Linked DNA regions of Mus musculus: regions 1 and 2 are each linked to region 3. Evidence: chromatin loops called from intact Hi-C (ENCODE). Cell type or tissue: left cerebral cortex. All regions are shown on one strand. Each heading gives the region's core, and the rest is flanking DNA. Links, peaks and the distances in the headings are about the cores only.

What was found. A loop is a pair of places that touch in the nucleus more often than their neighbours do. Peaks named below come from ENCODE experiments on the same cell type or tissue, not always from the same donor. Only the 100,000 strongest peaks of a DNase experiment are listed, where the experiment ranks them.
Region 1: a loop joins it to region 3, with 6 times the contacts of the local background. A loop is called at or near these places in 10 of 42 quality-filtered maps.
Region 2: it touches region 3 in a loop (3-fold over the local background); 2 of 42 quality-filtered maps call a loop at or near these places.

What each region holds. Positions count from the first base shown.
Region 1 is chr16:87,836,836-87,847,495 of GRCm38, reverse strand. All of the region lies in intron 6 of 2810407A14Rik (a long non-coding RNA gene), which reads right to left. Among named protein-coding and RNA genes, the nearest start is that of 2810407A14Rik, 13 kb to the right of the region's middle. In left cerebral cortex, for the core only: a CTCF peak has its summit at 6,385 (motif pointing left); a DNase peak (open chromatin) is centred at 6,371.
Region 2 is chr16:88,209,107-88,214,106 of GRCm38, reverse strand. All of the region lies in intron 1 of Grik1 (glutamate receptor, ionotropic, kainate 1), which reads left to right. Among named protein-coding and RNA genes, the nearest start is that of Gm41486, 14 kb to the left of the region's middle. In left cerebral cortex, for the core only: a CTCF peak has its summit at 2,054; DNase peaks (open chromatin) are centred at 1,420 and 1,982.
Region 3 is chr16:89,759,882-89,770,541 of GRCm38, reverse strand. No RefSeq gene overlaps it. Among named protein-coding and RNA genes, the nearest start is that of Gm52239, 29 kb to the left of the region's middle. In left cerebral cortex, for the core only: a CTCF peak has its summit at 4,843 (motif pointing right); DNase peaks (open chromatin) are centred at 4,441 and 4,864.

The sequences.
Region 1 (10,660 bases), core at 3,361-8,360, 1.9 Mb after region 3:
GCCTTTTGTTTTGTTCTGTCGGTGATGTTTTAAAACGCTGCCGGAAGACTAACGAGGGCAGAAGAGCACCTCCGTGTCCAGAGGCTCAGACCTTGCATTTTTGTATAGAGTTTTTCTCTGTGTCTCACAAAACAATCAGATCAAACAATGACTAAAGGAAGAGGAGAGAGGGAAATGGGCACAGCTTCCAGGAGTGACAAGAAAACATAGGACACTAGAGAGCAACACTTAAGAAAAACACTCTGTCCTCTGAGGACGAAGAGGTGGGACTTTGAATGGGAGAACATCAATCATCACTCGAGTGAGGGCACCAAGTCCTCATACGTACCACCTTCTCCTACCACGTGACGCACCACCTTCTCCTACCACTTCTCCACATGACCCCTGAAGGTCACGAGCTATTATAGTACACTGAAAGTAACTCTTCACTTTCAACAAACTTGACACACCAAAGTCAATCACTCTGGACCCTTCCAGAACCTACCATCTGCCAGGTCCTTCCAATAAGGGCAAAGGTAACCCACTCTGTGGGCTTGGATAATTACTACTGCAAGTTGAGCTAATTAGGATTGCTGTCTCATTATCAAGCAAGCTCCTCTAACCTGTCCTACAGCAGCTGACTCCAAAGACCTCTCTCAGAAGGCAAGCCAGAGCACACACACCTTTGCTCAACAGCAGCCCCATCTTAAAAAGGGAAAAAAAAAAAAGTTGATGGATGGAAGACAGAGTCATGAGTTTCATGGAGACAACAGTCAAACATAAACCCTTGCAGCCAAAAGAACATGGTAAAATAAAGAAAAACTTCATGAAGGCAATGTTCAGCTCCGACTCAGCTCTGACATCATTTCCATTCTTGTATTTGACCATGAAACATGTCTAAGTTGTCTCCTACAGGGTGAGGTGTAAGCCTAGCACTGTATGCCTAACAACAACGTTGCATGTGTATGGCCCCCAGTCCACAAGGAGCAGTGCAATGACCAAAAACGACAATATTGCTGCTGTCCAGACCAAGACAGAGTTAGCAAACATCACTGGAGAGGTGGGCCACCCTCTAACGCCCTGCGTTCACCTTTCACTTAGCAAGTACTTCTGCTTGGCAGCACAATACAGCTTCTGCTTCAGGTTGTCTGCCATGATCTCATACCTCCTGAGTCTTGAAAGTTCGGAGAAAGCCGGGTGGTGGTGGCACACGCCTTTGATCCCAGCACTTGGGAGGCAGAGGCAGGCAGATTTCTGAGTTCGAGGCCAGCCTGGTCTACAGAGTGAATTCCCTGACAGCCAGGGCTATACAGAGAAACCCTGTCTCGAAAAACCAGAGAGAGAGAGAGAGAGAGAGAGAGAGAGAGAGAGAGAGAGAGAGAGAGAGAAGAAAGTTCAGAGAGAGGAATCGTAGCTCAGCACTCTAATACAGTATAGTAAAAATGCCCTCTCAGCTCCCTTCTTCTTCAAAACTGCCAGGGACTAAACCACCAACCAAAGAATACACATGGAGGGACCCATGGCTTCAGCTGCACATGTAGCCTTGTCAGACATCAATGGGTCGGGAAGCCCTGAGTCCTGGAAAGGTTTGATGCCAGTGTACAAGAATGATAGGGTGGTGGGGCAGGAGTAGGTGGGTGGGTGGGGAGCACCCTCCTGGAGACAAGGGGAAGGGGGTTAGAATGGGATGTTTTCAGAGGAGAAACCAAGAAGGGGGATAACATTTGAAATGTAAATAAACAAAATAACCAATGAAAACCAAAGTGCAGCCTTTTTCCTCAACTGGACTGTGGTTCTTCTGTAGTCAGTCGTATTTTCTGACTGTCCTGCTGCCACACCCTCCTGCCCCTTCTCATACCCTCTGGACTGTTGGCCCCTTCATTTTACACTAACCAGACTTCTCCATGCCTGGATTCTTTGTCCCCACAGCACCTTCACACTTCCACGCCCTTCTGTAAAAACTGTCATCAGTGTACCTAATTTTCTTCCAACATCTCACCTCCGTGAAGCTTTAAAAATCTGGAGGGCCACGATGCTCAAGTAATAACAACACAATGCATCGCAGTCCCCAGTGCTTAAAAAGTTTGCACTGAGGGAATCTGAAACTGTGAACGGTCAAAGTCTGATTTCTCTGTCTCTACTAGATATCCCTCCTACTCCTATTGGAGAGACACTGGAAGTCGGTGGCCTGAGTTTATGCCTGCGAATATTATCCCTATGGATATCACTATCTTCAAATTCCTCAGTTTCTTCACTCAAAAAATTATGGACACTCAGGATCAGGAGCGTCCTTGTGGGTGCCCCCTGCCCACCATGCAGTGTTACTGCTTAGCATCCACTTTTCAAAGGGAGAGGAATCGAAAATTTTCCTAGTTGCTTTCTTAGTAATATTGCAGTGCAGAAACAGACATCAGGAGGGATTCTAAAAGTGCACGTGTGACATGGAAATTAAAGTTATTTGTAGCCAAAGGGTAGACTGTTAGACTCCTACTGTAGCTTCACCGCTTAGTGGTCACTGGGACTCAGTGTGTCACATCACAATCTTAGTCTTTTTGAGGCTCAGATGGAGGTGGAAGCAGACAATACCAGGTATCAGACCAATATGGAGTTTGAGAGATTAACAAGTGTGACAGGCTAGTAATGGCTAGTTCCCACCTAGTAAGGGCTGTGACAGCATTTGATATCAGATATTACTGTTATTAAGTTTTATAAACATGCCTCACGTCACTCAGGGAGGGACCATTCAGAGAGACAAAGGGGCTGCAATATTCTTTCACCTCGCAGTCCAAGCATAAACACCCACTACTTACTTCTCACCTACCGTTCCACAAAGACACCCCATATACAGTACAAACTGTACCACAAACCCTCGGAAACACTGGATTCATCCTGTGAGTAACTTCAGTATAATTATACCCTCTACTGCCTAAGTTCTAGCTCTCTGGTGGGTCTCTCTTTCTAAATTCATGTCTATCCCATAATAATAGTTCCAATAATACTCAGATTTACAAATTGCTTATGATTCACTTTACAAGCTTTAAACTTGTTTCATTTGCAGAACAAACCCATTATTATACGTAAAATTATTTTTTTAAAAAAATGAGGAAGCAAAGGATAGTTAAACCACATCACCCGAAGTGACACTGCGAATTGTATAATGTTAAAAACACGAGCGCATGAAGCAAACGGAGAACAAAAATAGCTCCGACGTGTAACAGCTCATCAACTACTCCAGGTGGATTCTGTCACCAAAAGGTGTCAACCCCTTGTGAGCTGTCTGGAAAGGTCACGGATAGCAGAGACTGGAGCTGTTTGTTAGGCTCACAGTCTGATGACTGCAAGGTCCAAATAGCAGGACATCAGCCTCCGAGGCAAGTGACCCTTAGCTACATCACAGCCCAGAGCAGAAGCAGGCAAGGGAGCCTGTCACACACCAGAGGGGTTGCTTCAGGAGAAATCATCTTTGCCTACCAGATCTGACCCATTCTCCAGGGAGGAGCCCCTTCAACTATCTATCTTCTCTGCTAGGCTTCCTGACTCAAAACCAGCACAAAAACCTAAAGGCTATAGCACTGGATCCTAACCACAGAAGGTGAACTAAAAGGAAATATTGCAAAAAGAGACAAGGTCAGACGAGAGTGAGGCATGGGCAGAGAAATCACTGGGAAAGGAGAGATAGGAAAAAGAGAAAATGGAGAAGAAACGGGAATGGCCATCAGCAAAGCTCTCACTGAGGGCAAAGCTTCATCTGGGGGCTTTTCCTGTGCATGGCTTACTAGTACTCTAAAGTCTTTGGTCTTGTGTCTCACATTGTACTTCTTGGGCAAGACTTCAAGCTCTCTCCAATGCTGCATTTAGAAAGTGAGGTCATGGCTTCATCTGTTTTCAACTTATGTTCCCTCACCCAGTGAAGAGATCCGTATGTGTGTTTTACTTCTATGTTTTGCACTACATTAACAATTGAGATGATATCAGCAGTTGAGTGTTGTTAAATATATTATTATATTTAATCCACGCACTATTAAAAGTCTAAACATCCCACAAGCGGCTGTTTCATCTGTTTTCAGGGATGAGTTGTGTTGTGGATGGCTCTGGTGCTGCCTGTATTTTGGTGTTAATTCCACTTTCCCAGGAGGACTTGTCTGGGCCGGCCGAGGAATGGCTCACATACCCTCCCCCAATGAATAAAGGGCCCAATCACTGGGCAAGTAGGCGGGACTTCCGGGTTGGACAGAGGACAAGAGGAAGCAGGAGAGAGGGGACTTTTCATGGGGATAGCATAAGGAAAAGATGTAGCTGTTGGTGTCTCCTGGTTTCAATGGTGGATCTTCCAGGATTCAACACTGGAGGATTTAAATTTAATATGGCTTACAAGATTAGGATTCTAGTTGATGCGCCCATAGATTGAGTTACCATTGTTTCTGAACTAAGTTTGTGTGGTGTTTTCCTTCATGTGGAGGCTCAACTAGGTTCCAGAGAGAAAACGTGGGTTTGCCAGTTGTGCACCACAAAGGCCGTGGGGGTTTTGAAGTATGGGGCTGGTGTGGTAACGACCCATCAATGGGAACCTAGCGAGCTGGGTGGAGAGATTTTGGAGCTCTGAGTCAGAGAGTCTCCATGGGATAAGAACAGGCTGGCCACTGCCCGCCAGAACTGGCTGGCAAACCTGCCAGGGCAGAGAGTAGCAGGGTGTAGTGTGGGAACTTGCAATTCTTCCTGAGTGTTTCCCACCACAGAGGTGTGCATTTTCAGTTATACATAGAACACTTACATCATAGAAGGTGAAATCATGGCCTTAATTTTCTTTACTTGGACATTAAGCATGACACAAGGACAGGCATGGGTGTCAAGCTGACCAAGATCGTGATGGTTAATCTTGATTATCAAGTTATTTAGATCTAGAGTCAGCTAAGAAACATTCGTCTTGACGGGTCTGTCGGGAGCTTGCCAGAAAGATTAAGGGAGACTCTCCTCCCGCGTGAGACGCACCTTCCGTCCGGTGGTTTAGTGATGCAGGACACTTTTCATGAAAAGCCATGAACTAATATTTACCCACCCAGATGGGAAGCCAACAACAGATCCAAGCAACAAGAGCACGAAAGTCCAACTTGGTGAGCCAGTGAGTTTTTGAAGGTCCCTTACAGGAGCAGGGATGAATCAACGACAACTGAACCACATAGAGCCCACCGCATCCTGGGTGACAACTCGTGAAAGCAGGTATACCAGAGCTCCCGAACATTTCTGCGTGTTGTGGATGCTTTGTTTGAAGTCACGCTTGTGCAGCAAGACTGAACACGACGCAAACGCAGGGAACACATTGGGTGGCACTCATCACATCGCTTCCGATAGTCAGCACAGTGCCCGGTGTGTACAAGACTCACAGCCAAAGGAAACAACTAAGACTCGCAATGAATCTAACTGTTGCTGGGCCTGAGGATACAAAGCAAGTTGTCGCACAACTGCCATGTCCTGCTCATGCCTGCACCACTGCTTCCACAGTTCACTGCCCACCCATGTGATAGCGAATGTTCATCTCTAACGAAACAGAGACAAGAGGTAGAGATGCTTGTGGTGGTAGCTGAGGTCCTCAGTTCAATTCCCGGCACCCATATGGCGGAAGGAAAGAAAAAACGATTCCCATAAATTGTCCTCCTAACTATATAGGTTCAATGTAGCATGTGCACACACACACACACACAATGTACGAACCACATAGAACTATAGCATAACAAGATCATAATTTGTTCTAGATATTATTGGACCCTCACAAAGCAAATTTTAAAGAAATGGACCCATTTTGGTGCAGATTTTAATGAAACAAGCTTTTGCATTCATTCTAATGCAAAAACAAAATCAAACACACAATCTGATAAGAATCTAGAGTGAACTTGCCAGTCTAATGACATATGTAAACATGAATAATGAGATCTATGAACACTCGAGGGTAGAAGGCATATTCTTTCCCTGGTGTGTGTAAGAATTTTCAGGAAATCTGCATTACTGGAAAAACTTAACCAGGAAAAAGTAACGACAAGATATTCATCTCCCATATGTCATTGTTTGGATAAAACAGGAGGTGAGAGGAAGGAAATAAATGAAAGAATGAAAAGAGGGACCAGAAGGAGGGACCACGGAGGGACAGTACACAGTCCATACCACCAGACTCCTAACTGCTTTAACACAAAGAGGGCTGGGGTTTACAGTATTGGGAAAGCAGCACGAAGGTTGGCCTTGCAGAAGTAACAAGGGCTCAGCCGCAAAACATACATTGTCGGGGAAAACAGATCTCCCACCGTAACAGAAATAAGCACTGCGCTGAGAAGGCGAATAAAAATGCTTCCCACACAGAACCTCTGGGCCTCCAGGCAAGTACTCCTCAGCGCTCGTCGTCGGCTGCCACCAAGCGGCCTCTTTAGGCATTACAGCATCCTCCAACGTTTTAAATCCAAATACTTGCCCAGAGAAAAGCAGCCGTAAAAACTAAAATCTAGACTGTGTCCTGGGATCTCCCGTTAATTTACTCATCAAACAACACTCTGGAAATTTTTATTTTCCCCTTAATATTGGATTAGACTGAAAAATAGACATAATGGTTAGGTTGAATGAGCATATCTTATACAGTTTCATCTTACCATTCATTCTCACCGTCTTTTAAAATGTATTTAGTGAGGCTGTTTCTGTCCCTCCTCTAGGATAAAAGTCAAAGATCTCAGTCCTCTCTGGGTATATCAAATTCTGTTATATACTGGTTAGAACCGGCTTAGCAGGGCCAGGATCAAGCAGGACGCTGGTTGCTTGAGAAAGAAGGAAGCGTTCTCTCTATGCCTGCTTGGCACTTTAAATTCTTTCCATCTCGCTTGCTTCAGCTTCTGACCCTTCCATGACTGAGATCCGAGGATGGAAATGAAGGAATGAAATCTGAGTCAGTAATCTCTTGTCCTGGATTCTGTGTGGATTCTGGGGACATACTCCCTGTGGAGATCTCTGCCTATGCTTTCTCAGTCTGGGTGCTATGGACTGAAGTTTTGCCCCTCAGAATTCCTAGGTGGAAATCCTAACCCTTGATACAATGTTATTTAGAGATGGACCTTTGGGAGATCATCACTGTTGGCTATGACCATGAAGATGGGTTGTGGTCCCTGACCTTATACAAAGACACCAACACCATGACCCTCCTGGCACATATAGCGAGGGATGGCCATAGGAAGATACAGAGAGGAAATCGGTATCTTCTGTGGGCCAAACGGCAATCTCACTAACACCCGGCTCTGAGTTCTCAGCCTCCTGAAGTTGTAGAACATAAATTTATGCCGTGGAAGCCACCCAGTCTGTAACAGTCTGTGATAGTACCCCAACATGACTAAGATGCTTGGTGAGTATTTTTTGATCCTAGCTGGGTTTCTCACATTCTCTTCAGCTCCCAGGATACACCCTAACCTAAAGATCTTCCTGTTGGGATCTTGTCTTTCTGTGCAGCCTTCTTGGGCGAGACGCTAGCAGAACCCCATGCAACAGATGGCTCATGAGAATAGCACCTTGGCATTTTGTGTCCTAAGACAGATAGGCAGGAGCCAGTCCTAAGGCTTTTTGCTTCCATTCAGAAATTGACTGACCAGCCAGCCCTGTCTCTCAGTTCACTCCATGAAACCTATAAAGCATCATTTCCCTCTGGCCTTTAGGGATCAGCGTTGACATCATCTAAGTGTTATCTCCCGGGCTTGGGTTACCTGTTCTGCATGCAGTGGCCTAGCCCACAGGAAATCGCCATTCCTCCTACTCTGTCTTCACTGAATGAATGCTAAGGACTTCTGATGGTGGCAACAGGCTCAGTCTCAGCAGCCACAGCCTGGCGCCATAGCACTGCAGTCACACTACAGTAGAATGGACGCCATCCAAAAGTGAGAGGGTGGATCCGTAATGCTCACGGTCTCCTGTGAACCAGTGGAAGTTCAGAGACATGCTGTGTATTTGCAGGGCATGATGCATGTGTCCACTGAAAGCTGATCAAGTCACAACACCCAGCAATCCCCTTTCTGTTTACATATTTCCAGCTCTGCTCTCTTTTAAAGTTTGTAAACTTTTAAAGTTTAAAGTTTGATTAGACTGGCCACGGTACATTTGTTTGTTTGACTGACTGGTTGATTGACCAACTGACTGATTGATTGATTGATTGATTGATTTTAAATTAGCTGACATTTCAATGGGACACAACTTCATATTTAAGGTTTTGTTTTACTTTTATTTAATTGGTAGACAGCAGTTGCGTATACCCGTCTCACAACTTACATACAATGGCTATGTCCTGAAACATCCATCACAAGTTGAATACTTCCTAAATCAAAGACATATTTAACATACCTACGCTATCAACCATCACCGCTCATGTGCACGCAACTCAAAGAAGCCTGAGGTTTGGGCTGAGACCGCTAACACAAAGGCTATTTTAGAACATAAAAATGTTGACTACCTCATTACATTATTGGATACTACACAAGAGGTTGTTTATTCAATAAGTCTCTGTGCTCATCATTAGCATATGTTTACTGTGGGTAAAAATAAAGTGCAACCTTCACACCATCAGATAATTGGAAAATGGTGAAACCACCTCAAGACTGAAGCCATGTCTACTGTGTCAGCTTCTTTTGCCTGCGTTCACATGACTGGTACACTAGGAACAGAAGCTCGCCCTTACCGTGTGATACTGTGTAAGAAGGAACCAAGATGAAGCCATTTTGAATAAAACTTCCATTTTGAATAGGGGTCAAATAAAATTTAAGTTCCCAAGACCCCCCTGCTGTAGCTGACATCCTCCTTGGCAGACATAGGAATACTAGGCAAGTCTCCCCTCCACAGCGGTATCAACCAACCAATGAGAACAGGATAAATGTGCCACACAGAGAAATGTTCCCAGTGAAGGCCCCTAGCCCTGAATCCTGACTGGTAGAAAAATGTAACTACAGCTTAGCACAGATGTCTGTGGTTTTCAGGCTTAAAAGCTCTATAACACTCTGGCCTGAAGGGGATAGGGGAGGCAAAGTTCAGCACCCGATTTGACAACTGCACATTGGCGGGAGAAGCTCAGAATTCAGTTTGAAGATATAGTTTCTCCTACCAGGGTATCATATCTGCATGTCAATTAGAAGTCAAGTCTGCCATCAAATGCCAGCGATGGACTATATATAGACAGGGCACAAGATGGTTCATTGATGCAGGTGTCCACCACAGTGACCAACTTGCAGGAATTAACAAACCTCTCATTCCGTTCACACACTTCTTGTTCAGTCTCTCCTTGTGACGTTCGCAGACAGGTCAAGTCACAGCACTGCAGCAGCTAGAAGTGGCTTAGGAGAGGAGTTTCTTCCTTGATGAAAGCTGACTCCTAGGGTAGGGATCTCCAGTAATTTTTCTCTCCCCTTGAATACTCTCTTGACACACGTGAAGGGCTCTCTTTCCTCCTCTCCCACTTCTTACAGTTGAGTACCATCTTGACACCTAGAATACCACAGCACAACAGCAGCACTGCACAACAAAGAATACAAGGGGCTTAAGAGCCTCTACATAGGCTCAAAACTGTAGTGTGTCATCATTAGTTACAGCTGCCTCGCCACACCGAGGTCAGAGCAGCTCGTTGTCCTAGCCAATGTGTATGCATCCTTCTGGTCCACCATCCTCCATATACAGGTTTTACAAAGAAAAATTTTATTTTTGTATTTTTTAAATTGACATTGTATGGTTTCATCAGATATAATGCAATCTATAGAATATTGCATAGAATGACTGAATGTAATTCATTAGCAAGCGCATTGCCTCATAGCTGGTTTGGTGAGTGGGTTTTTTTGTTTGTTTTTTGTTTTTGTTTGTGTGTGGGATGGGATTACATTTATACTTTGGAAAGGAACAGTGAGGAGATGTGTGGAAAACATAAAAATTTAAACAAGGATTATGCATGGAAATAGTTCCAAGCTCTGCCACGCGTAAACCTAAGCATATGAAACCCTTGGCCCAGAGCAGTGCTCTAAGTCTGGCCGTTCTTCACAGCATCTCCATTCTGCCTGGAGCCTGCTGCAAAGACAAGGTGGACTTCTCTTCTAAATAACCTTGAGTGTGGATGCTGTCATCTGACAGAAAGGGTATGCAGGGTTGTCAGTTCTGTGACTTCACACACCTGCTGGTGTTTAAGAGTGGGAAAGAAAGGAGGGAGGTGTGGCCAAGTGCCAGATAACAGGAATTAAGAACACACTAATACAAAATCCCCAGATAATGAGGAGAAAGGGAAACTTTTTAGAGGCATGGGTTGTTGATGATGTTGTTGTTGTTGTTGTTGTTGCTGCTGCTATTATTCTTAGTTATTGTTCTTGCTGTTATTGTTGTTGTTAGTTATTGTTCTGCTGCTGTTGTTACTGCTGCTGATGTTTTTGTTGTTAATTATTGTTCTTGCTGTTGTTCCTGTTATTGCTGCTGCTGCTGCTGTTGTTGCTGTTGTTATTGTTAGTTATTGTCACTGCTGTTGTTGTTGTTGTTACTGCTGTTGTTGTTGTTATTGTTATTGTTAGTTATTGTTCCTGCTGTTGCTGTTGTTACTGTTGCTGTTACTGTTGTTATTGCTAGTTATTGCTACTGCTGTTTTTGCTGTTACTGCTACTGTTGTTTTTGTTGTCAGTTATTGTTCCTGCTGTTGCTG
Region 2 (5,000 bases), core at 1-5,000, 1.6 Mb after region 3:
CAGGCCCTGCTCCCCTACCCACTCACTCCCACTTCTTGGCCCTGGCGTTCCCCTGAACCGGGGCATATAAAGTTTGCTAGACCAAGGGGGCCTGAGTCACCTCACTCAGAATGATATTTTTTTAGTCCCATCCATTTGCCTGCGAATTTCATGGCGTAGTTGTTTTTAATAGCTGAGTAGTACTCCATTGTGTCAATGTACCTCATTTCCTGTATTCATTCCTCTGTTGAGGGACATCTAATTTTTTTCCAGCTTCTGGCTATTATAAATAAGGCTGCTACAAACATAGTGGAGCATGTGTCTTTGTTATATGTTGGAGCATCTTTTGGGTGTATGCCTAGTAGTGGTATAGCTGGGTCTTCAATAATCTTAATCTGATGGAAAGAAACACAGACAGCTTTACTTAATCATGGGAATAACACAGATAGCTTGACTTAAGCATGGAAATCTTAATGCTTTTTCCCTAAGTTTGAGAGCAAGAAAAAGATGTTCTCTGGCATCACGGCTGTTCCACAAGTGGTAGGAAAATCTTAACACAACAAATCATGAATAAATAATACCAAAACAAAATAAACAAAAGTAATCAAGCTCAGAAAGGTGAAAATAGAACCACTTCTGTTTGCTGAAATGAGTAGTCTACCCACAGAATCCCAAGAACTATGCCACGAAAGCGATTTGCCCATGTGATTTAAAGTCTTCTGCTCTTCGTCTTGTAAGAATAAGATAGCAATGTAAGAAGTGTTATATTTTTAAATTCCTTTTTAAAAACTGTTAGTGTTTACAACCTGTGATAATGTTAAGTTTTAGTAAGGTTTTTTTTTTTGTATTTGTGTTATAAACGTCCAAAATTTATCTTCCCTACTTATAAAAACTCAGTCTAGATTCTAACTGGGCTTGAATATACTCAAGATCTACATGATGCTTCTAGCAACCATATTGAATAACACCAGGCATAAATTTCCTTGGGACACTTTTATCTGGACTTTATAGTATATAAATATATGAGATGTGTTAATTACTTTCTTCCCTATGAAATATCACTCATGTCTCAACTACAAACTTTGCATGGAAATGATCAAATTATGAGAGAATTTGTCAAGAAATACTAGCATTGCAAAGCCATAAATGGTACCCACCCTCTGAGAATCCTAAATAACACCTTTGACCCATTTGTATATCTAACTTGCCTCTTATGGTTTGAGTCGCTTTGGAGAGGACCTCTGGTGAAGGCCTCACAGATCAAGGATGAGAGCAGACCTGGTAGAGAAGCAGATGTGTGCTCTTTGAGCAGAATCCTCGTCTCTTTCGCTCCATTTCCTGCAGGTGGGGGTGTTAGTCCCGTTTTACTTAGCCTGGGGCCAAAATATCAGCAAGAGAGATCTAACTGTGCAGTTGCTTCCTCTGTTTGTTGGCAGTGACAGCAGCTGCCTGCAACTCTGCCCAAAGCTCTAAAGCTGCAGCTGGGACATTTTCTGCTGTCAAAGGACTTAAACAGCCTCATCTTTTCTTCAGATTCCCGGTGGGGTCTTGTAGATGCCAAAGCATCTCATTCAGATGCATTATTTTCTTAACATCCTGGTCCACAAGAATGGTAGTAGTCTTGCTTTCTTACTCTTTACGAACAGCATGTCTCCATGAGACATCTTATGAGTTCTCTTATTTTTTAAATTATTGATGTGTGCCTTGCTCTTCCTCTATGAATGACCGGTCATATGTAATTACTAATGCTTGCTGCTTATTAACAAACCGCCGTGTACCCTAACGAGTGCTAAAACTGTGGTAAGTGTTCACTGGTTTAAGTCGCCCAGCAGCCTAGCAGGTTAGGTATTCTTATTGCAAAGCTACTCTGAAGTCAACATGCCTGACTGAGCTCTGCTAGCTGGAATAAGCAGCCGCAGAATTAAAAGTCTGATCTGTCTCATGAAAGATTGCACTGCGTGCTGGAAAAGCACCCCATATATTGGAGGAATGATTCATAGATTGCAGGAGAATCGGCAGAAAAACTGGGGCTCCCGCTTCATAGAGTTAAACTCACTTTCTCTAGCCCCAAGAGCAGGAGCGCCCCCTACGTTCAAGAGCTTTCATAACATCGTCTTCTCTAACTCTCCTTTCTTGGATGCTGGAAGGGGACTGAGAACTGCATTTGCCCAGCTAATGATCCTCGAATCATCTTAGAATTTATTTTGTATTTATTTTGTATCACCCCACTGAAAACCTTGGGAATTAACAGAGCTGGGCCTAAGGATCTTTTGATCCTATAGGAAAACATGCCAAGAAGTCCTGTGTTTGAACCTTAGCGATATCTGTTTTGATATTGCCAACCTACAGAGCAAGTAAGTTTTCCTCAAATAGAATGAGATTTTTGCACCAACAAAAAGCTAGACTGTCGACCTGTGAGCCCAGCCGTCTGTATGATCTTCTGTGTTTTGTTGTCTGTGAACTCCTTGCTTCTTTCTTGTAGCATGAGAGCCCCAGAAATTATCCCTCCAAGGTCCTTCAAATAAGCAGAAAAGCCATGATCTAGACTCCCTGGATACTCTAGAATGCTGCACACCAGGTACCATGGGGATTATCCTAGCAGTGAGAGGAACGAACGTGCTTTCTGGAAGTCACTGCCTACAGGAACAATACTAACAGTAGCTAGCTGATGTACAGTCAAAAGGTTCTGGTGGCACATGGGAAGCCCGGCGTGGAACGTGATAATACAGAGCTGTGGTAGAGAGAAAATAAGACTAGATATATCCAAATGACATAATTTGAGGTAATATCACCTTGTACTGAGAGGAAAGGGAAGAAGGACTTAGGAAAACCTGTGACCTCATTGTCACCCTTATTTCCTCTGAAAATGGAAAGAAATGTATATATTATCGTCACATATCACTAGAGGCCAAGGGACATTAAGTGGTTTCAGATTGGAATTTCTACTGGCTAGTTTTCCCTAGCTGTACCAAAATGCCTAAGATATAAATTTATAAAAAGAAAAGGTGTCCTTTGGCTTACAGTTTTTAAGGTTCTCGTCTACAAATTGATTTAGACTCTTCGGCTATGTGGCTAGGCAAAACATCATGATATAAATGCATGGTGGAAAAATAGCCTCTCAGATTATGATCCCTAGGGCTAAGAAGTGGAGAGCTACTTTCCCACAAGTCCCTTTGGAGAACAGCTTAACGTTTACCATGACCCAAAGACTCTCCAATAAGACTCACCACTTAAAGTGGTTTTCAACCTCCCTAATGCTGTGACCCTTTAATACAGTTCCTCAGGCTGAGGTGATCCCCACCATAAAATTATTTATATTGATACTTCATGACTGTAATTTTGTTCTTTTTATGAATCTCAATGTAAATATTTTCAAAGACAAAGTTTGGCCAAAGGGGTCATGACCCCCTGATTGAGCGGTTACTGTCTTTAAGGGTCTACTTCCTCTCAGTTGCATCTTCCTTAGGTCCAGAGCTCTTATACAGAGGCCTTTGGAGAATATTTAGAGCTGGTATCAGAGCTGGAGGCTATTCACAGCAAGTTCAGGCTGGGTAAAGTCTTGACCCAATAATGCAAATTTTAATTTACAAGTGGTCATGTTAGATCTGGAGGAGGTAAGTTGTAATACATTTTTGCCACGTAATTATTTAGTCCTTTGTTTATAAGTGAATATTGTTTAAAGATGTATATCTGTTACTTGATTTAGGTTCTTACTGTAAAATTTACTCTTTTGAAGTGATCAAATATAGTTTATTGTTGGTGTGAAAACACCTCTGAAAATAGTCAACATCTACCAGAAAGTGTCATTAATGTCTACTTGGGTTTAAGTTGTTCCTGTTTTTTTAATTCATTGCTGTTTCCTGTACAGATTTGATAACAAATCCTTATACAAATATCAAGTTTGTCAATTTTATTCATTGTAGAAAAACATTTCTTGGGGATCTGCATACAAATGCAGCAGAGAGTTTTGAATTGTTGCCAGGTCGTGATGGATCCCTGGGCTCAACAGTGTGATCTAATGACATGGAGAAGGGATTTGCAGTAAATTTGGTGCCTGCTGTGGGAGTCTCAGCTCTACCATTTACCCGTTTGCTCACATCTGACACCCTCTTTCATGCCATCATCTTTACTTGCCAGGATCTATAAGACTGCATCCTAATTGACTTTTCTACTTCAATACTATCTTTGCCCATCATCGATACAGTACTTGTATCACATTTCTGAAGAAGCAACAAGATTGCATGCATACAATCCCTAGGGTTAATTTAAACCTTTCCAGGGATTTCTGGTTTTGTCTTAGATGATAGAATCTAATGTCTTGTTAATGGGAAGTATGTCATCTGACCCCATCTAGCTGTATGTTACTTCATCTCAGACCTCTGGATTGCCAGTCTTTCAATAATGCCTGGTGTTCAGGAGAGGGTGTGTTTATGCAGCAGGTGTATGAATTACTGTAGAACCAATGTATAAATTATCTTATTTTAATCAGCAAACACAAATCACTGTGATCAGTTCTGATTTGGTGTATGGTTGGGAAGTTATTTTGCAAGCGTTCGTCCTGTGTCTATAACACATAGAGATGGTACATGCTTTGAAAGGACTATGAAATTATGATGTAATCATATCAAGTAATGGCACATCTTCATTTTTATTTTCCTGGATTTTTCAAAATTACCATTCTCAAGTACCTTTTCCATTTTCCTGACCTCTCTGAACCTGTATATGAATCCCTATCACCTGACGTGCTTAGGCTTCTTTGATGGTTGTTCTTTCCCACAAACTCTGGTTCAGAGCAAGTGAGCATGGTGCCATCTGTCTTCTCTATCTTGCTCTTCATCGCCTCTGAAAGACCCTTCCATTCCCTGATAGCAACTATCAGTGGTTGATGCTGAATTTGTGTAGACATATCTAGCACCCTGTCTTCCAAGAAATCCAGATGATACCAGAGCTAACAGGGAAAAGTGGACACAAGCTTCAATCTTTAAGCAAGAAACTATGCCCAACTGGCATCTGCTTGCAGA
Region 3 (10,660 bases), core at 2,273-7,272:
GCCCACCCCTGTCAATCACTAATTAAATAAATACCCCACAGCTGGATTTTATGGTGGCATTTCCCCCTACTCTCAGATGACTCTATCTTGTGTCAATTTGACATAAAGCTAGCCACACAAAGAAAAAAAAAACAAAAAACAAAAGCCCTGTAGAGCTTCAGGGGCTCCCAGACAGTCAACAGAATGCTCACAAGCTAGAACAAAGTCAGAGAATGCATGAGTCCTGATTTTAAAACATACTACAAAGCTACCGCCATCAAAACAGTGTGGCATGGCCACACAGATCGGCATATAGACCAGTGCAATAGAAACAAATGATTCTAGGCGTAAACCTCTGGCCAGCTGACTGTAGAAGAGATTGTCAAGTTCATCCCGGAGAGGAAGAACAGTGTTTTGACCCTGGGACAAGAGAGTTTCCCATATAAACAAAAGCAATTAGGCTCCTCTCTGCCATCATATACAGAACTATCTCAAAACGTGACAATGACTTAAATATGAGTCCTTCATAGGACTTAGAAAAAAATATGAATAAGTCTCTAGTTGAGTTTTCAGGTGATGTACAAAGCATAGACAGCAAATCCCCAAATAGATAAATGTTATGGCATCAAACTTGAAAAGTTTGAATCAAAGGAAACATAAGGCAGGTCATGATTTGAATGAGAGTGGCCCCACTCGGCTTAGACATTTGAAAGCTTGGTCCCCACTGGTAGAACTGTCTGGGGAGGCTTAGGAAGCAGAGCCTTGTTGGAGGAGTTATGTTACTGGGGGTGGGCTTTGAGGTTTCAAAAGCCCAAGGTATTTCTAGTTACGCCCTCCCCTCTCTCTGCTTTGTGGATCAAGATGTGAGCTCTCAGCTACTCCAGTACCTTCCCTGTCTGCCTGCTGCCAGGCTTCTTCCCTCAGTGGTCATGAACTCTAACCCTCTGTGCCTTGTCACAGTAACAGAAAAGGCACTAAGGCAGGGCAGGTCAAAGCCAGCCTACAGACGGGAGTAAATGTCTCCAAGTCCTGCGTCTGATGAGGGGTTGACTGACAGAAGCCATCTAGGACAGACTATGGCAAGCAAGTGAGTTTCCTGGAGATGACCCACCATTTTGCATGACAGGGATGGGTGCACTCTGGAGAGACACAGCCCTGGAGACTTTATCCCAGGATTGCTTCTCACCACTGATAGGCGTTTCCTGTCACATCACATAGCTTTAATGATTCCTGGGTGTCAGCCCACCCTACTGGGCGAATTTCCTGCAGGTCAACATGAAGATGAACTTTCATGAATTAATGCTGTTTAGGTGAATTAATGACTTTATGGAACACACATGATTTTTAGGAAGAATGTTTAAGGAGGTGGTTTTAGTTGTTTGGCCAGAAAGATGTAATAAAGAATGGAGAATAGAATGAGCCCCCTCTTCATAGAATAGCAAGCAAAGGCTGCATAGTAAGGAAGACAGTGAGCTTTCATTTCAGAGAAACTGGCTTGGACAGGTTTGTGATCAAGGAAAAACATTCACTCTAGGTCAGGTCCCAGGTGTGCACTATAATAATGCAAGGCCTTGTGAAGCCGTTGCTTTGAACTTATACTGAGCCTATGAAGTGAATGAGACACTGCTCTTGTGAGTCCCTCTTTGTATAACATTTTATCTATGAGGTAATTTTATAAAAAACTTTTGTCTAGAAGGTATATATTAAGAGAGAGAAGGAATAAGGTGGCATTTGGGGATGAGCCCCATCCACCAAATGTATATATGTGTCTGTCTGCCTGTCTATAGTATGTACATACATGTGCATGTTGGTACATGGTTTATGTGTAAATATGCATGAAAACTTGAGGTCTAGGTAGTCAGATCTGGCCAAAGTATGTGTCTGTGTGTCTGTGTGTCTGTGTGTCTGTGCGTCTGTGTGTCTGTGTGTATCTATGTATGTACTTGACTTTCTCTTCCTCTTCCTTTTCTTTTCTCTGGCTCACGAAGAGTTAATGAACTCCAAACCTGTCACCTGGCTGGTGAGGGGCCCTTGGGCAACATAGAAAAGAGCTTAGACAACTAAGCCTTTTTTTCTTAATCCCCTGCTGCTATCCACAGCAGTTAAATTGCCAGAATTCAGCGGCTTTTGGTCACAGAATAGCAAAGAGTTAAAGAAGGTAGAATTTAAGAATTTGCCGTAGGTGAAGTAGATTTGGCTGCAATAGCTGACTCCATATCCACCCCCAACCCCCATTTTTCTCTGCCTGACTTGGTTTACTCTGTGATGCTGAGATGGACACAAGCAGCTTATATCCAGGGTGCGAGGATCATTGCCACCAGGCAGGGTGTTCCAGGTGGCTAAGGATGAAGCATCATGTTTGAGGCCAGCCTTGGTGACACAGTGGGGCCCTAATCCCTCAGAAAATAGGAAGCTGCCTGTAATTCTTTGTGAAGGGTTGAGGCCTCATGAGATTTTCTCTGTCCACATCACATTCTATTGGCGTCATCTTTGTTCAGCTCACATTCAGACAGCCATGTTGGTGAGAATTTATGGATATAGCTTCTGAAATTACTAGATTACTATCTTTCCTGTCTTCGTTAGGGGTTTTACTGCTATGAACAGACACCCTGACCAAGGCAACTCTTGGTGGCTTACAGGTTTAGAAGTTCAGTCCATTACCACCAAGGTGGGAGCACGGCAGCATCCAGGCAGGCATGGTGCAGGAGGAGCTGAGAGCTCTACATCATCATATGAAGGCTGCTAGCAGAATACTAACTTGCAGGCAGCTAGGACTGGGGTCTTAAGGCCCATACTCACGGTGACACAGTGACTATGCCAACAAGGTCACACCTTCTAATAGTGCCTGGGCTGAGCATATACAAACCATCACGTTCCCTTTCTCTCTTCCAAAAGACGCAGGAGCCTTAGGTACAGGAGCTGTACTGAGACTTCTCCGTTGGGACTGGGCTCCACAGCTCCGCATTTTGATTGGTTGTACGTGTCTGTAATGGACTCTCTGTCTGTTGCAAAGAGAAGTTTCTTTGATAAAGGGTGAGGGCTGTCTTTGGGAAGAAGGACACATACGGAATGCCGAGAGTGGGAGAACAGGCTTTCTCAGGGGAGAGCAGAGCATTGGTCATCCAATATCAAATTGTCAGCCTTGAAAATGCTCAACCGAGGGCTGGAGAGATGGCTCAGCGGTTGAGAGCACTGACTGCTCTTCAGAAGGTCCTGAGTTCAATTCCCGGCAACCACATGATGGCTCACAACCATCCGTAATGAGATCTGGCACCCTCTTCTGGAGTGTTTGAAGACAGCTACAGTGTACTTACATATAATAAATAAATAAATCTTTAAAAAAAAAAAAAAAAAAAGAAAATGCTCAACCGAGTAGCATTATACAGGCTAAACAGTTGTGTTTATGTATTTAGAGACACACACATACACACACACACACACACACACGTAACAACAATTAATGTGAAAAAAAAAGCCATGAATTTGAAGGGATTGTGGGAGGGACCGGAGAGAAGAAAGCGAAGGGGGAGATGATGTGACTATATTATCTCAAAACATCTATCTTGAAGGACTTTGTTACTGCATTCATCAATAACAAGCATCCAGTAGGGAAATGGCGGAGGGCTTTGATGTAGTCTTCAGAGAAGATATCCAAGTGACTCAAAACACATGGCCAGAAGCTCAGAGTCCTCATCGTCAAGAAAGGCAAACTAAGTCCACAGTGAAGTATTGCCTCCTGCCCATTACCATGGCCAGTACCAAAGCAGAAAACAAGGGCTGCTGCTGAGGGTGTGGAGGGACGAGGGCACTTATGCACTGTTGGTGGGAATGGAGAAAGATAGTTACTGTTAAAAACAGTGCCAAGATTCTTAAAGAAAATGGGGTTTATGTACACACTGGAAAAATTTCAGCCGTAAACAAGATGGAAATGATAACATTTGACAGAAAACGGATGAAACTGGAAATTTCACATTTAAAAAAAAGGACAACCAAAAAACAGTAAAAGCAAAAACAAAACAAACAAACAACCCAAGTCAGTTTCAGAAAGACAAATGTGGCGTGTTTTCTCTCAATTGTGTTTCCTAGATTTTTACATAGGTCCATCAAACCAGGCATGTACGTATAACAAGGAAAAAGGAGCGATGCTGTCTAGGGGGACACAGAGGTCACAAGACGGAGAGAAAGTGGAGAGTAGGAGATCACGGGCAGAATACACTCAGTGTGTAACAGAGACTGGCGTGGAAATATCCTTATGTCACGTGGTGTTATATGAAAAACTTGAAATTATTAGAATTTCCACCTGAGCCATGAATCCCACTCCTGGATTTATCCACAGGAACCCGAAGCAGGACACTAAGGAGCACCTACTCCTTACTGTTCATCACTGCGCTGTGCATAATGGTGACGAGGTGGACACATCTCAGACAGACGGAGTTCCCCAAACGATTTGTATCCACCGGTAGCATCCACGTATCTGGCCCGCGTGGAGCAGGATTGAGCCCCAGCCCCTCCCATACCTTGCCACCTCCTGTTGCTTTGGAAGACTAGGTGTACTCTTGGCTTTTGATGGCTGTTTGGAGAAAGTTGTTCCACTCGGAGACACTAACTTTGAGCTAGCCTGTCTTTCTTTAACCAGGGGAGAGTAGATTGGATGTGAGCAAGATCCTATCCAATTCTCGTTTCTTATCTTGCTGGAAGTGCTCGCCCTCAGAACACTGCGTCTGGGTGGGTTTTGCTGGTTTGTGGGGTTTATTTTGGTGCACGAGGCCAGATTAAAGTTGAATACAGTTCTTTTTGAATGCACTAGTTCATCCATCAAGGAGTCTGAAGTTTGGGTAAGTGAAGTTCCTGAACTTCCTCTCTAGGACCAGTGGAGGGCGCTCATTCACCATAAATTGAAACAAATTGAACTGTTGCTCAGCCCCAAATTTATTTCTATTCTCTCTCTTTCCTTTCTTCCATTGATGGTTCTTCCTTTAGCTTCTCGAGCTTCCCATTATTTAAACACTGGACGGCACCGACGTGGGGAGCTGAGTGCTGTCTCTGGTCATATCCTTTGAACTTTTATTTACCTCTTCCCAGGTGAATACTATTTCCTCTAATGACCATGCTCCGAGCAAAGAGACAGAAAGCAAAGAGCATTGACACGTTCCCCATTGCCATTCTTAAAGAAAAGAAAATGAGTTTTGTATTTGTATGAAATGCTTACTTGAGCAGTCCCCACCTGTGATGCAGGGTTTTGTCCCTTAAGCATTTGGTTTTCGAGGGCTGCGGGATCTTTCTGGCAAGCATAAGGACCCGGAGTTTGGTACCTAAAAGCCACAAAAAACTGTCAAGCCTGGTGGTGTGTACCTGTGCTCCTAGCCCCAAAGAGGTGGAGACATGGCTCCCAGCAGCTCCCAGCCTTAGCTTTACAGTGAGTAGCTACACAGGTCAGGGAAAATCTCACCTCTTAGAAGGTGTGAGGTGCCTGAGAAATTATGCCTGAGCATCTGAGGTTGTCCTCTTGTCCCACATGAGGACAACCTTGCAAGTCTCTCTCTCTCTCTCTCTTACACACACACACACACACACACACACACACACACACACACACACAGAGAGAGACTCAGACTCAAAGAGTGGGGACGGAGGGGAGAGAGAATCACATATTTGCTTTCAGAGGTTTAGTCTGTTGGGCCCCACAGAGAGCAACACGGGAGCTGTTCAGTAAAAGTCATTGTCAAATCTGGGGAGCCTTTAGATTTTGACATTTGATAGTTACAACTCATTTTCTACCCATGACCACACCCTCCCAGAAGTTCTCTTGTTAGACAACTGAAAAGAAGCTTAGATTTCATTACTTCTTTGCTATATCTTTTCTGGAGCGCTAATGAGCCCCTCCCCCTCTTAAAAAAAGTGTTTCTTTTTAGTGTGTTTCTGGTCTTTATTCTTCACATTCCACCCACGTTTCTTAAAAAAGTGTCCAGCCAGGGATTTTTAAGTGGAAAATTAACAACCCAAATCAAACTTTACCATTTAGGGGGAAAAAAAAAGACATTTTACAAAAAGGAGTTTTATTGCCCGGAGACGAAAAGGAAGTCATCTACACCACGGCCATGGACCTCCAGCTGTGGGCAGGTAGCTAGTATGAATCCCTTTGCTCTCACTTCCAGCAACGTCTGGCTGAATTCACCGGGAGGATGAGGCTGGCAGCCTCCTTTGCAGGTCTTTGTTCTAAAGGAGACTCTGCATCTCTCCTGTCCCACTCAGGTGGCCTTGTGCTTGAAGTTGGGACATCATTAGAGATGGTACCAAACCTTCGTTTATCACAAGTGGATCTCCGTGGATCTGAAGCAACCGGCTGCCCCCTCCTCATCCCACATCAATGTCTCTGATGTCTCTTCAGTGACATGACCCAGGTCAGATCTGTGGCTGCACTGAAAAGCTCTGGGCTTCGGAGAAAAGGATCAAGCATGGGTCGATTGAAAAATCTCTGTTACAACAGAGAGGGTGAAGAAGTGGATGAACTAAGAAAGCAGAAGTTGGGGGCCCACATGGGGGAAGATGCCATGATGAAACCTGTTACTTTGTATGCTCTCCTAAAGAGTGAATCTAAAGTTGCAACTACATCTGGTAGGATACATTTAACAGTTTCAGTGCTGTCTAAAGTTGCACTGGGTTTCCTGTGGCAAGCCTTCTTGCTCTTTCTAGGGTACCATTTAATCCAGCCTGCCCTTTCCCAATTGAGCTTGACATGGCAGTATTTCCAATACATAGGAGACCATTTCTTAAACTATGACAATTTGGGGAATCTGGAGTCTGGATGATAGGAGTGGACACAACTCAGTCTCAGAATCCTAGCTGGGGATGGCAAATCAGAAGACCCATTTTTCATATTGGGGAATTCTCCTGTATTCATTACTTTTTTAAAAAAAATTCTGTTGTTGCTGTGGTAAAATACCACGACCCAAAAACACTTAAGGAAAAAAAATGTATACTTTGGCTTATGGCTCTGGAGGGTTAAGATGTCCATAATGCCTGGGGAGGCATGGCGGCAGGCAGCTGGAGCAGGAAGCCAAGAGATCACATATTAGCTGCATACAGAAAGCAGAGAGAGCAAGCAGGAAACGGGCAAAGCTATGAACCCTCAAAGCCCTCCCCCCCAGGAACGGGCTTCCTCCAGCAAGGCTGTACTTCCTTAGGGTTCCATAACCTCCCCCAAACACTGAACCCACTGGAGACCAAGTGTTCCAACACATGTGCCCCTGGAGGACATTTCTCATTCAGACTGAAGCACCTGCTAATTCCTTGCTGCAGCTCCTGGGCTGAGGTTTCCAGAACCTTCCAGCATGGCACCAGCTGGGAACCTAGGCTTTAACCCAAGAGCCCATGGGGGACATTTCATATTCAAACCACAGAATTAAAAGATAACTCTATCCAAGCCTCTGTTTAGGGACACAAGAGAGAATCCAGTGGGTGCAAAGCCCTCATGTCTGACTTTTGGAGGGCAAAGGAAGCAAGGCTCAACTTCACCCTGCTTTGTAAGGCAATGGGGTCTTGTTTTACAGTCACTAGCTGTTTCTCCTAGAAGAATCTCTCAGCTCTACAGAGCCTGCTTTCTCGCCTATAATGAGTGAGCTACTGTGCTGCCCTAATCTATAGTAAGGGGGCGGAGGAAGAAGTCAGTGTACGAGAAAGTAGATGGTAGCGCAGGTTCGTTTTTTTTTTTTTTTTTTTTTTTTCTCTCCACTTGCCACAAATGACAGTCACCTGGGAAGAGTGCACCTCAAGTGAAGAGTTACCTTCATCAGATGGGCCTGGGGACAAGTCTGTGCGGCATTTCCTTGATTAAAGACGGATGTGGGAGGGGCCAGCCCTCTGTGGGCGGTGCCACCCCATGGGCAGGTGGTCCTGGGTAGCTTACTAAAGTAGGTTGAGCCAGCCATGGGCGACCACACCAGAAAGTAGTGTTCCTGCTTCTTTGGACGATGGGTGTAACCTGTAAGCTGAATAAGTCCTTTCTCCTTCCAAGCTGGTTGTGTGTTTCATCGCAGCAACAGAAAGGATGGTGGGGAAGCACTTTATGAACTGTGGAGTGCTGTGTGCATCTTAGACATCACTCAGAACTGCAAACTGGCTGGGCAGTCTCTGCCCCAGGAACCAGGAATGTAAATTGGCCATTGTTTCCGGCAGGACGCGGAGCCTCACCTTGTTAACTTCATGTTCCGAACGTTCTGCTCTCCTCCCTCTCTCTCTTTTCATGTCAACAAAGCTATTATTTTGTGCACCATTTCCCCGAAGGCTGGAAATTGGCCAGGGACACTGATAGGAAGCCAGTTTTCATTGCTGATGTTGTGCTGAAAAGCTAGAAGTGGGATGATGTCATAGGAAAGCGGAGCACTAGTTAGAATCCACGGTTTGCTTCTTTCTTTTTCTTTTTTCTTTTTAAATTAGTTTTTAAATGAAGAGAAAAAAAATGATGGGACTCTTCACCCAGATGAATATTGGCTTCCAGGCTGTTCTCACAGAACACATGAGCTGATGTTTATGCTCTTGGGGCCTGTGTTGCTTTGACATTCAAATCTTCTCGGGTGTAGGAGAGAAAGCTAGTGAGTTCAAACTAACAAGAAAGGATGCACTTGGGTTTCTTAAAAGCCCCACGTTCCTAGCCCACCTCAGGGAGAGGCCTGACCTCTCCACTCTTAGCTTTTCTCTTTCCTTCACTGATGGCTCTCTCAGCCTTCTGTTAAAAAATTCTATCAGAGACTGAGAGGCTTAAAACAACAGAAATGTAAGAAATGCCTTCTGACTGTCGGGAGGTTCAAAGTCTGAAATCAAGGTACCAAAGTTGCTCCCTCTATAAGCTCAAGGAAGTATTCCATTTATTTTCTCTCCTGTCCAGGAAGTATTTTGTTCATTTCCTGCCCTGGCTTCTGGTCACTGGGACACCATCACTGGGCTGTGACTACATCACTCTCATTTTTTAACGTCTGGTTTGGATGCCTTCTGGTCTGTGGTTTCTTCTGTCAGTCTAAAACTTCTGCCTCTGGTTCATAATGACATCTCTCTGGATTGAGGGACACCAGATTAATTCAGGACAATCTTTTTAAAAAAGATTTATTTATTTTATATGTGTGTGTATACTGTTGCTGTCTTCAGACACTCCAGAGAAGGGCACCAGATCCCATTACAGATGGTTGTGAGCCACCATGTGGTTGCTGGGAATTGAACTCAGGACCTCTGGAAGAGTAGTCAGTGCTCTTAACCGCTGAGCCTTCTGTCCAACCCCATTAAGGAAAATCTTGCTGTAAGATGCTTAATTTAACCTGGGTGTGGTGGTGCATGCCTTTAATCCCAGCATTAGGGAGGCAGAGGCAGGTGGATTTCTGAGTTCGAGGCCAGCCTGGTCTACAAAGTGAGTTCCAGGACAGCCAGGGCCACACAGAGAAACCCTGTCTCGAAAAACAAAACAAACAAACAGAAAAATAACCAAAAACCAAAAACCAAAAAACCAAAAGAAAACAACAACAAAAAAAAGCTTAATTTATCACATATACAGAGATGCTTTGAGGTTCTGGAAATCTGGAAACAGTAAAGGTGTTTTGTTCTTTGTTTTCTTTTTTGACTCAAGATCTAAGCTCTGGTTTCAGCGGGCACTCTTGAATGCTCATGTATACAGACACACGATGTTCTCTCAAAATTACGCATGAGTCTTAAATATCCTTCTCTGGTTGCTTAAGGCCTTACTTAAAGTCTTAGTTTCAGAGAAAAATTCAACAGCAGAACAGTAAGAGAGTTAAACTCTCTACTAGGAGCCCTCAGGGGAAAGGGTCTGGAAGGTTCCGGGGCAGAACTGGTCACTAAGCAGGACAGGAGAGAGCAAAGAGCACTGTAAAGTAGACCTGAGAGAAAGCACACCCACCAGCTCAGAAGACAGCCTGCTGCCCTCTTAGCCCCCACAGCTCCAACAGCTGACTGACAAGGACCTGCCTGCCATGTGTGCTAACCTTTTCAGAGTCTCAAGCGTCACACGAAGCTGTCACCTCTGAGCACTTTGTATGTAGAGTTATATATTTCCTTTATTAAAGAACTCTATTTTTTCCCTGCTCTGGGTGGCGCAGTATTTCTGCAGAGTTGTTAATTTCTCAGGTGAAGGATGACCCATGACTTCCTGTGTTTACAAGGTTCGAACTTGAACTGTCTTGACAGACCCCTGTGTTTGTTTCCAGAGAAGTCTTAGAAGACTTGGGGATCTTTGAGACATGGCCCTTGGCCCAGAGTCACTGGGGGCTGACCTTTGAGAGCTGTGGCCCAGCCTTCACATCCCTTGTTTTCTGGTTGGTGTCACCAAATAATGACCCAACTCTACAGCCTAGGCCCTAAGACCTTCTGTGTTCCTTTTCTTTTTTCTTTTCTTTCTTTTTTTAAAGATTCATTTATTTATTTTATGTATATGAGTATACCATTGCTCTCTTCAGACATACCAGAAGAGGGCATCAGATCCCATTACAGATGGTTGTGAGCCACCATGTGGTTGCTGAGATTTGAACTTAGGACCTCTGGAAGAGCAGTCAGTGCTCTTAACCTCTGAGCCATCTCTCCTGCCCCCTGTGTTAATTTTCTATTGTTCTAATAAGACACCACCACTAATACAACTTATAGAAGAAAGGGTTTATCTGGCCTTAGAGTTTGTTATGGT